2 separate regions of the Homo sapiens genome follow, and region 2 is linked to region 1. A link is a contact called in ENCODE Hi-C or POLR2A ChIA-PET data. All regions are on one chromosome and are shown on one strand. The core of a region is the stretch at or near the end of the contact, and the rest is flanking DNA. Distances in the headings are between cores, read along the strand shown. Region 1 holds the start of CEBPB-AS1 (CEBPB antisense RNA 1). Region 2 holds the start of DPM1 (dolichyl-phosphate mannosyltransferase subunit 1, catalytic).

Region 1 (3,925 bases), core at 1,426-3,925:
CCTAGCCCACCTTGAGCACAAACCTCACTTCTGTGGACCTCAATGTGTGCTTTTAGAAATGGGTCTAGCACCTTCTGTGGGGTACTGTGGATGAGAGCAAGATGTGAGTGTGTGAAGAACTGACTCAACGCTGGTTCCAGGACAGCACTGGGGAAACAGAAGCGAAGCTGTGGGGCAGACGGGGGCGGAAGAGGGGCACCGTCTGGCCAGGCTGCTTCCCTCTCACCTCATTTGGGTGAGCAGTGGCCACCAGCCAACTCTTGGTGACAAAGGAGGGAGCAGGGATTTGAGATTTGTTCCTCAATTTCGACCCTCTCCACCTCCCTCCTTCCCTAGGTCCAGCCCCTCAGCCTCTGCCTTCAGCAAGTAAATCCTTGAGGTCAAGCCCACATTGCTGTCGCTGCTACTGACAGAAACCATCGAGACCAGTGGGGCTTGGGACTGAACTGACTTCGAGGCTTTGAAGGCATGCCCGGCCAGTTGTCCAGTTGCCCAGGGCTGGGAGGGGACGTGGTCAGGGCCACGCTGCAGGTCCCAGGTTGAAGTGAGGTTATCTGTGTCCAGCAATCTGCATAGCCCTCGAGCCACCATCAGGAGACACTGGCATTAGGGAGGTGGAGCTTATAGGAATCCTCCGCTTTGTGGCGGTGGGGGATGAGTGTCGCTGTCTGTTCCCCACATCCCAGGCTCCCACAGGGAAAGCACAACCAGGCCCCCAAAAGGAAAAGGAGGGGCAAAGCATTTCCCATTCGCGAACCACGGTATCAGCAACTGCTCCTGAGATCCCAGACCGCCCCAGGTCCTTGGCAAACCAGGCTACGATGCCTGCTGCCCCTGAATTCCTCAGGGCAGGGCAACCCCCAACCAGTGTCTTGCCCATAGGGATCGGACAGCCCAAAGCTGCTCCCCACCTCTAAAAACAGGCGTCATAACAATCCCCACCTTCCCAAAGGTTATTGTGAGGTCTAAATGGGATGGGGCAGGTCCAGTGTTTACCAGATGCCGGCCCCTGGCAAGTACTGGCCACACTGGCGCTGCACTGGAGACTGGGGTGCCAAATGCCAGCAGCTTCCCAGCAAAAAATAATAACAAGAGCAAGCGCTTATATAACACTTCTTGCGTGCCAGGCACTGTGGGACGCTGTACATGTATCCACTCACATCCATCTACATCCTCAACTCTCAGGAATGCCATCCAGGGCTGGATGGGAGTAGGGGGTGCGGTGAGAAGCCGGAAGGGGCAAAGGGATCAGTGGGCAGGGAAGAGGAGCCTGTCCCAGGGAATCAGGGCTAGCAGCCCCACGTTTGTGCCTGGGCTCAGCCACCTTGAGCAGGCAGGTGAGGTGGGCTCAGTGTCCAAGTCTGGGCAAAGAGAGCAAGTGATGAGCCTCCCATCCTCAGGAAAGGTAATCAAAGTGTGGGAACCCCTCCCCCACCTCTCTCCACCTGGCCTGGCCTCTCCCCTCCTGCTGGCCAGGGACACACAAACACAGACTCGCCCACACACCCAGGCTCCCCTCTTTAAAATACACATGTATACACAAACTGTGTTTTAAACAACCCACCCCACTACACTGACCAAAAGCATCTGCCCTGACTCGGGCTCAGCAGGACCAAGACCTGAACCCCCTCCTCCTACAGTCACAGGCCTGCCTACCTAGTCCCCAAACACAGGGCAGGGGTCACAGACCTCCCAGCCCTTCCAAACCCAAGCCTGACACTCGGGACCAGCCAGAGGCTCCGGAATCTCTTCTCAAGCAGGGTTCCCAGCCACCCGTCCCGGCGCCTAGGGGCTCTGAGTCAGCCTGAATGCCTGACCCATTACTCTTCTCCCCTTTCCCCCGGGGCTGGAACCCCATCTCAAGCAGACCCTGTGTGTGTGGGAGGGGGAGTAGCAGAGGAGGCAGAAAAACCAGCTGCAACACCCCCACCCAACCACCAAAACCTCCAAAAATAACAGCAGCCCCCCACACACAACCCCCTACACACCAGAAACGCAAAAACAAAATCCTACAAATCCAAAATAAAGTAAAAAAATAAAAAACAAAAGCCAATTACTGCCCCCAAAAGGCTTTGTAACCATTCTCAAAAAAAAGTTTATTAAAAGTGTTCTTAATGCTTGAAACGGAAAAGATTCCCAAAATATACAGACGCCTCTTTTCTCATAGAAATAGATTATTTTTTATAATACAAAAAAAGACCAAAAAACAAAACAAAACAAAACATCAACAGCAACAAGCCCGTAGGAACATCTTTAAGCGATTACTCAGGGCCCGGCTGACAGTTACACGTGGGTTGCGTCAGTCCCGTGTACACACGCGTTCAGCCATGTTTAAACCGATTGCATCAACTTCGAAACCGGCCCGCCCGCCGGCGCCTGGAGAGGGGCAGAGGGAGAAGCAGAGAGTTTATCATTCATCTGTACACATAGACGTTTCTTCTTTAAATAACACCACGGGCGGGAGCCCCATCTGCATGTGCGGTTGGTTTGGACAAAAATATAGATATATATATATAATAAAATATTAAAATTACCGACGGGCTCCCCGCGCTGCCAAGTGCCCCAGTGCCAAAGTTTTGCCGGCGCCGCCGGGGGCGGGGGCGAGGGCGCGGGCGCGGGCGCTCCCCGGAGTCTCAGCCCCGGCCGGCAGGGGGACGCGCGCGGGGGCCGCGCTAGCAGTGGCCGGAGGAGGCGAGCAGGGGCTCGGGCAGCTGCTTGAACAAGTTCCGCAGGGTGCTGAGCTCGCGCGACAGCTGCTCCACCTTCTTCTGCAGCCGCTCGTTCTCGGCCGTGAGCTCCAGGACCTTGTGCTGCGTCTCCAGGTTGCGCATCTTGGCCTTGTCGCGGCTCTTGCGCACGGCGATGTTGTTGCGCTCGCGCCGGATCTTGTACTCGTCGCTGTGCTTGTCCACGGTCTTCTTGGCCTTGCTCTTGACCTGCGAGGGCGCCGGCGCGGCCCCCGCGTAGCAGGCGGTCGGGGGCGCCTTGGCGTCAGCGGGGCTCGGCGTGCCGGGCGGGCTGGACGAGGAGGACGTGGAGAGGCTCCCGCTGCTGCCGCTCGGCACCGCCTGGTAGCCGAGGTAAGCGCGCAGCGCGTACGGGAAGCCCGCCGCCATGCCTGCGCCGCCGCCCGGCGCCCCGGCCTCCTCCTTCCGCTTGCAGTCCGCGGGCTCGAAGCCCGGCTCCGCCTTGAGCTCGGCGGGCGGCGGCGGCGGCGGGGGCGGTGGGTGCAGGGGCGCGAAGCAGCCGGGGTGCAGCGCGCCCTTGGCGGCCCCCAGGCGCCCCAGGCTCACGTAGCCGTACTCGGCCGGCTTCTTGCAGTTCTTGCCCCCGTAGTCGTCGGAGAAGAGGTCGGAGAGGAAGTCGTGGTGCTGCCCGGAGGAGGCGGGCGCGGGGGCGGGCGCGGGCGGAGCCGCCTCGAAGGTGTCCGTGGCCGTGGCGGGCGCCGGGGCCTGCGGCGCGCCCAGCGGCTCCAGGTACGGGCTGAAGTCGATGGCGCGCTCGTGGTCGCCGATGCTGCCCAGCTCGCCGGCGGGGGGGCGCGGCCCGGGTCTGGCCGCGGGGGGCGCCGCGGGGGCCGCCTTGCCGCCGTACGCAGCAGCCAAGCAGTCCGCCTCGTAGTAGAAGTTGGCCACTTCCATGGATTTAAAGGCAGGCGGCGGCGGCGGCAGGGGGAGACATGCTGGGTCCCAGGCCACCAGGCGTTGCATGAACGCGGGTGCCCGGGGAGGGGGCCTGGGGCTGCCCGCTCCGGCCGGCCCGCAGGTGGCGCGGCCTCCCTGCTCTGAGCTGTCGCCGCTGCGTCGCTGCTGCTGCTGCCGCCGCTGCCGGGGTGGCCGCTATTAGTGAGGGGGCTGGTGGCTGGACCCTCGGGTGGGTCCCCTTCCCAGTCCCGTGCGCGGCTCTGACTCGCTAAAGTTTCTCC
Region 2 (3,925 bases), core at 1-2,500, 770 kb before region 1:
TTCATAGTCCAGCAGATCAGTCACAGTGGGCCGTTCCCCGCAAGCTGCACAGTCGAGCCTGCGGCTCCGCAGCCGAATAGAGCGGAAATGCCCTCTCAGGGCATCAAAGAGCAACAAGCTGCCACTGTAAGAGGGGCCCAGACCCGCAGCGATTTTCAGCACTTCCAAGGCCTGCAGGCAGCCCAGGACCCCGGTAACGACACCGAGCACCCCGCCGTCCGCGCAGTTGGTCACTGTCTCCGCTGGGGGTGGTTGGGGGAATATGCAGCGATAGCAAGGGCCACCGTCATAATGGTAGACTGTGATTTGGCCCTCGAAGCGCAAGGCACTGGCAGACACGAGGGGCCGACCCGCCAGCACACATGCGTCATTAACCAGGTAGCGAGTGGGCACGTTGTCCGAGCAGTCAGCCACCACATCATATCGGCGGACCAGGTCTAGGGCAGTGGCTGGCGTAAGGGCCTGAGTGTACGGCACGCATTCCACTGCCGAATTGAGGCGGCGCAGCGAGGCGGCGGCCGAAAAGGCCTTGGCCTGGCCAGCCAGTGCCTCGCCATGCAGCACTTGGCGGGCCAGGTTGCTCATCTCTACCACGTCATAGTCCACAAGGCCAAGGCGGCCCACGCCGGCCGCTGCCAAGTACTGCGCTAGTGGACAGCCGAGCCCACCGCAGCCCACGATTAGCACGCACGCGGTCCCCAGGCGCAGCTGTCCGTGCACGCCCAGCTCGGGCAGCACTAGCTGCCGGCTATAGCGCAGAATCTCATCTCGGGACAGAGCGGCCTTCGGCGGCAGCGGCGACACCGGAACCAGCCGTTCTGGCTGCGGTTCCTGCTCAGCCAAAAGAGCCGACGCCAGCTTCTGCTTCAGCGAATTCAATTCCTCCTCACGTTGGGCAACTTCAGCTTGTAAGGCGAGTACCTCCTCCCGGGAAGCCATGGCGACCTCTTCCGGAAGTTGTCGTGAAAGGCATTTCCGCTTCCGTCTTCTGTCTCCTAGCGACTGGGATAAACTAAAAAACTTTATGGAGCTTGGGAAAAGGTGATGAATAGATATTTACTTCCTGAAGAAACCTTCAGATTAAACTTCAAAGATGTATAAATCCAGAATATTTCTAATTGAACCACGCAATGGCCCTAGAAGAACTAGCGATCAATCACACAGGTCATCCCCCGCTTCCGAATTTGGTACGGTCCGACCCGTCCTTTTCCGCGCCACATTACGTAATTCCGCTTCCGGCATCTGGCTCAGTTCCGCCATGGCCTCCTTGGAAGTCAGTCGTAGTCCTCGCAGGTCTCGGCGGGAGCTGGAAGTGCGCAGTCCACGACAGAACAAATATTCGGTGCTTTTACCTACCTACAACGAGCGCGAGAACCTGCCGCTCATCGTGTGGCTGCTGGTGAAAAGCTTCTCCGAGAGGTAGCGCACCAGGTCTCCCTCCCCGAAGAATGAGATGAGCTGGCTTCCCCGGCCCGGGTGTCGGCAGCTGGCTGCGCGAAGCGGCCCTGTCCAGCCTTCTTTGCCTCACACAGGAAGGCCCGGGGAGAGGGCCACCCTGCGAGGGAAGCAGAGGCGGATGCTTGTTGGGTTTTCTTCGTGTCCTGGGTTCTCATTCCTGCCCTTGGGTTTTGTGAGACTCTCATTTATCTTTATTATGTAGTACTCCCGTCCCCCGCCTTTCCGTAGAAAGGTTGGCCACTCTTTTACTTGGAAGCGAGGCTGAAAGCGTGATCCCACTCCTCCCTCTAGGCGGTCAGGATCTGCGGCAAGAGCCGGGAGTCCAAGCGAGAGCTCTCACTCTCCGCTCCGGTGCCGAGTGCTTACATAAGCATGAGGTTTGGTGTGTGTGGGTTAGGGAGCTATTGCTGGGCACGATAACCTTTCTGGAAAGGAGAAAGCAGAAGAGCATCTTCGCTGATCACTGGTGGATGTTTGGTGTGATTGTTAGAACCGGGATGGGGGGTGGGTGGAGTTCGAATTTGGAAGTGTTAATGCAGTGTTTTTAAAAACTGCAAAAAATCCTGGAGTCAGTACGAAGTAACTTGTTTTACGATTGCACAAATGGGATCATGCTGTGAAATCTTTGAAGACTTTTTCTCATATTAACATGTACAAACATAGCAAATTACTTTGGAAGTTAGGTAACATTCCATATGGCTGTGTTATTTATTTAATCAGGTCATGGCAATGAACTGGATTATTTCCAGCGCCTTTTGGTTGTTTCTGTTTTTTGGCTTTTGCTTTGTCGATGAGAACAAGGACTTTGTTCACACCATATTTTCCAGCTAAATTTAGAAAAGTGCTTGACACATAGCGGTGCTCCTTTATTGCATCAGTGTTGGCAGCAGACGCGTTCATACTTTTACTTGTGTACTAGGGATAAATTCTTCGAGGTAGGATTGCTGGGTCGACAGAAATGTGCTTAAAATGGACAGTTACTGCCAAATTGCTCTAAAGAAAAAAAAGGTTGTACAAGTTTGGACTCTCCATTCTTCAGAGTGCCTGTTTCCCTATCAACCAGCCCGCCTGAGCATTAGACTTAACATTGTTGGAAGTACTCATTTGTGAAAACCATTGCTGTTTTGATTGTATTTCCTTGAATAACTGCCTTCATATGCCTTGCCCCTCAGAGTTTTAAAATTTTTATTTTTCCTGTTTAATCTTTTAATTTTGATTTCTATAAGCTCTAAATTAAAGAAAGTAACTATCATACAACCGATCTCGTTCAGGGCTTGTATTCTAATTTTGCAATTTTTTTTTTTGCTGTTTTAATTTTTTTATGTAGTACAATTTATGTTTCCTTTTAATGGTTTGTGAATCAATCTTTTAAGATCAAAATGAAGTTTGATAAAGGAAACAAAACTTTTCAGATGCAATCAAATTACTTGAAGTCAGCCCAGCTTGGTACCTTTGAGCTGCCTCACCCTCAGGTGGTGTAGCTGCTTTGAAGTGGTAGGGGACAGTAATTTGCTTTTAACGACCCCATTTTGTTTATGGAATTTCTCTTTCAGCACGTCTATTAAAATCACCTTACATATTTTGGCATGTAAAGGCACCAGTGCCCAGATTTAAGGCACAGTGGGAAGCCAAAGTCATTGTTCTACTCTTGGAGAATAGATAACACAGGGGTTTGCTTTCTTGTCTTCAAAGTTTGCTGGGGCTGACTTGTTAAAGCCTTTAACAGTGGAATATGTTTTCTGGTTGATTTTCTTGTATTTGTTTCTTTTTTCTTTTTCTTTTTTTTTTTTTTCTTTTGGAGACGGAGTCTTGCTCTGTTGCCCAGGCTGGAGTGCGGTGGCGCCATCTTGGCTCACTGCAGGCCCCGCCTCCCGGGTTCTTTTTAGTAGAGACGGGGTTTCACTGTGTTAGCCAGGATGGTCTCGATATCCTGACCTCGTGATCCGCCTGCCTCGGCCTCCCAAAGTGCTGGGATTACAGGTGTGAGCCACCGCGCCCAGCCTCTTGTATTTGTTTCTTAAAGCAGGACCAAGAGAAAACGGAATGTTATGTCGTAGGTATTATTTATCCACCAAGTATTGTGTTGGTTTGTTTTTAGACTAGAAACTACCACCTGAGATTAATGGGAAGTAACAGATGTTAATTCTGAAGCACAGTGGAATCTTTTGTAATGCTACTCTGCTTTTGTTTTTTTAATTTGATAATGTGAGGTAATAGGCACAACTATTTGAAATTGTGGTTTAAGATAATGTCACCATTCTAAAATCGGTTTTTTTAAAGATGAAATTAAATCAGATTTATACTTGATTATTCTATTTGGATCAGATTAACAAGAATAATCACTGAGTTACTCAGTTTGGTTTGAGTTACCATGTAAAGTACTTTTGAAATATTTTATGTAACTAAGATTTGCTATTAAGGTTCAGAATATTATTTCCAAATAGGTAATAAAATTTCATATGGCTGG

The links. A loop is a pair of places that touch in the nucleus more often than their neighbours do. ChIA-PET counts read pairs that join two places held with the same protein, here RNA polymerase II (POLR2A). Pooled maps may share reads with other maps.
Region 2: a map of CD8-positive, alpha-beta T cell shows a loop between it and region 1 (16-fold over the local background). The contact joins the promoter of DPM1 here to the promoter of CEBPB-AS1 in region 1. A Hi-C loop is called at or near these places in 2 of 168 maps with a recorded cell type or tissue (both CD8-positive, alpha-beta T cell) and 6 of 50 pooled maps. POLR2A ChIA-PET finds 5 or more read pairs at or near these places in 3 of 52 experiments (CD8-positive, alpha-beta memory T cell, WTC11 and activated CD4-positive, alpha-beta T cell).

The regions. Positions count from the first base shown.
Region 1 is chr20:50,190,819-50,194,743 of GRCh38, reverse strand. It overlaps CEBPB-AS1 (CEBPB antisense RNA 1), which reads left to right and starts at 2,675. Exons shown (of 7, transcript NR_125739.1): 1 at 2,675-3,080; 2 at 3,322-3,476. It overlaps CEBPB (CCAAT enhancer binding protein beta), which reads right to left and starts at 3,914. Exons shown (of 1, transcript NM_005194.4): 1 at 2,076-3,914. The coding sequence starts at 3,710. The coding sequence ends at 2,673. RefSeq lists an enhancer at 646-1,207 and silencers at 2,572-2,681, 3,102-3,541, 3,682-3,891, 3,718-3,925.
Region 2 is chr20:50,955,857-50,959,781 of GRCh38, reverse strand. DPM1 (dolichyl-phosphate mannosyltransferase subunit 1, catalytic) reads left to right here and starts at 1,250. Exons shown (of 9, transcript NM_003859.3): 1 at 1,250-1,419. The coding sequence starts at 1,259. MOCS3 (molybdenum cofactor synthesis 3) reads right to left here and starts at 964. Exons shown (of 1, transcript NM_014484.5): 1 at 1-964. The coding sequence starts at 939. RefSeq lists enhancers at 181-791, 1,004-1,493.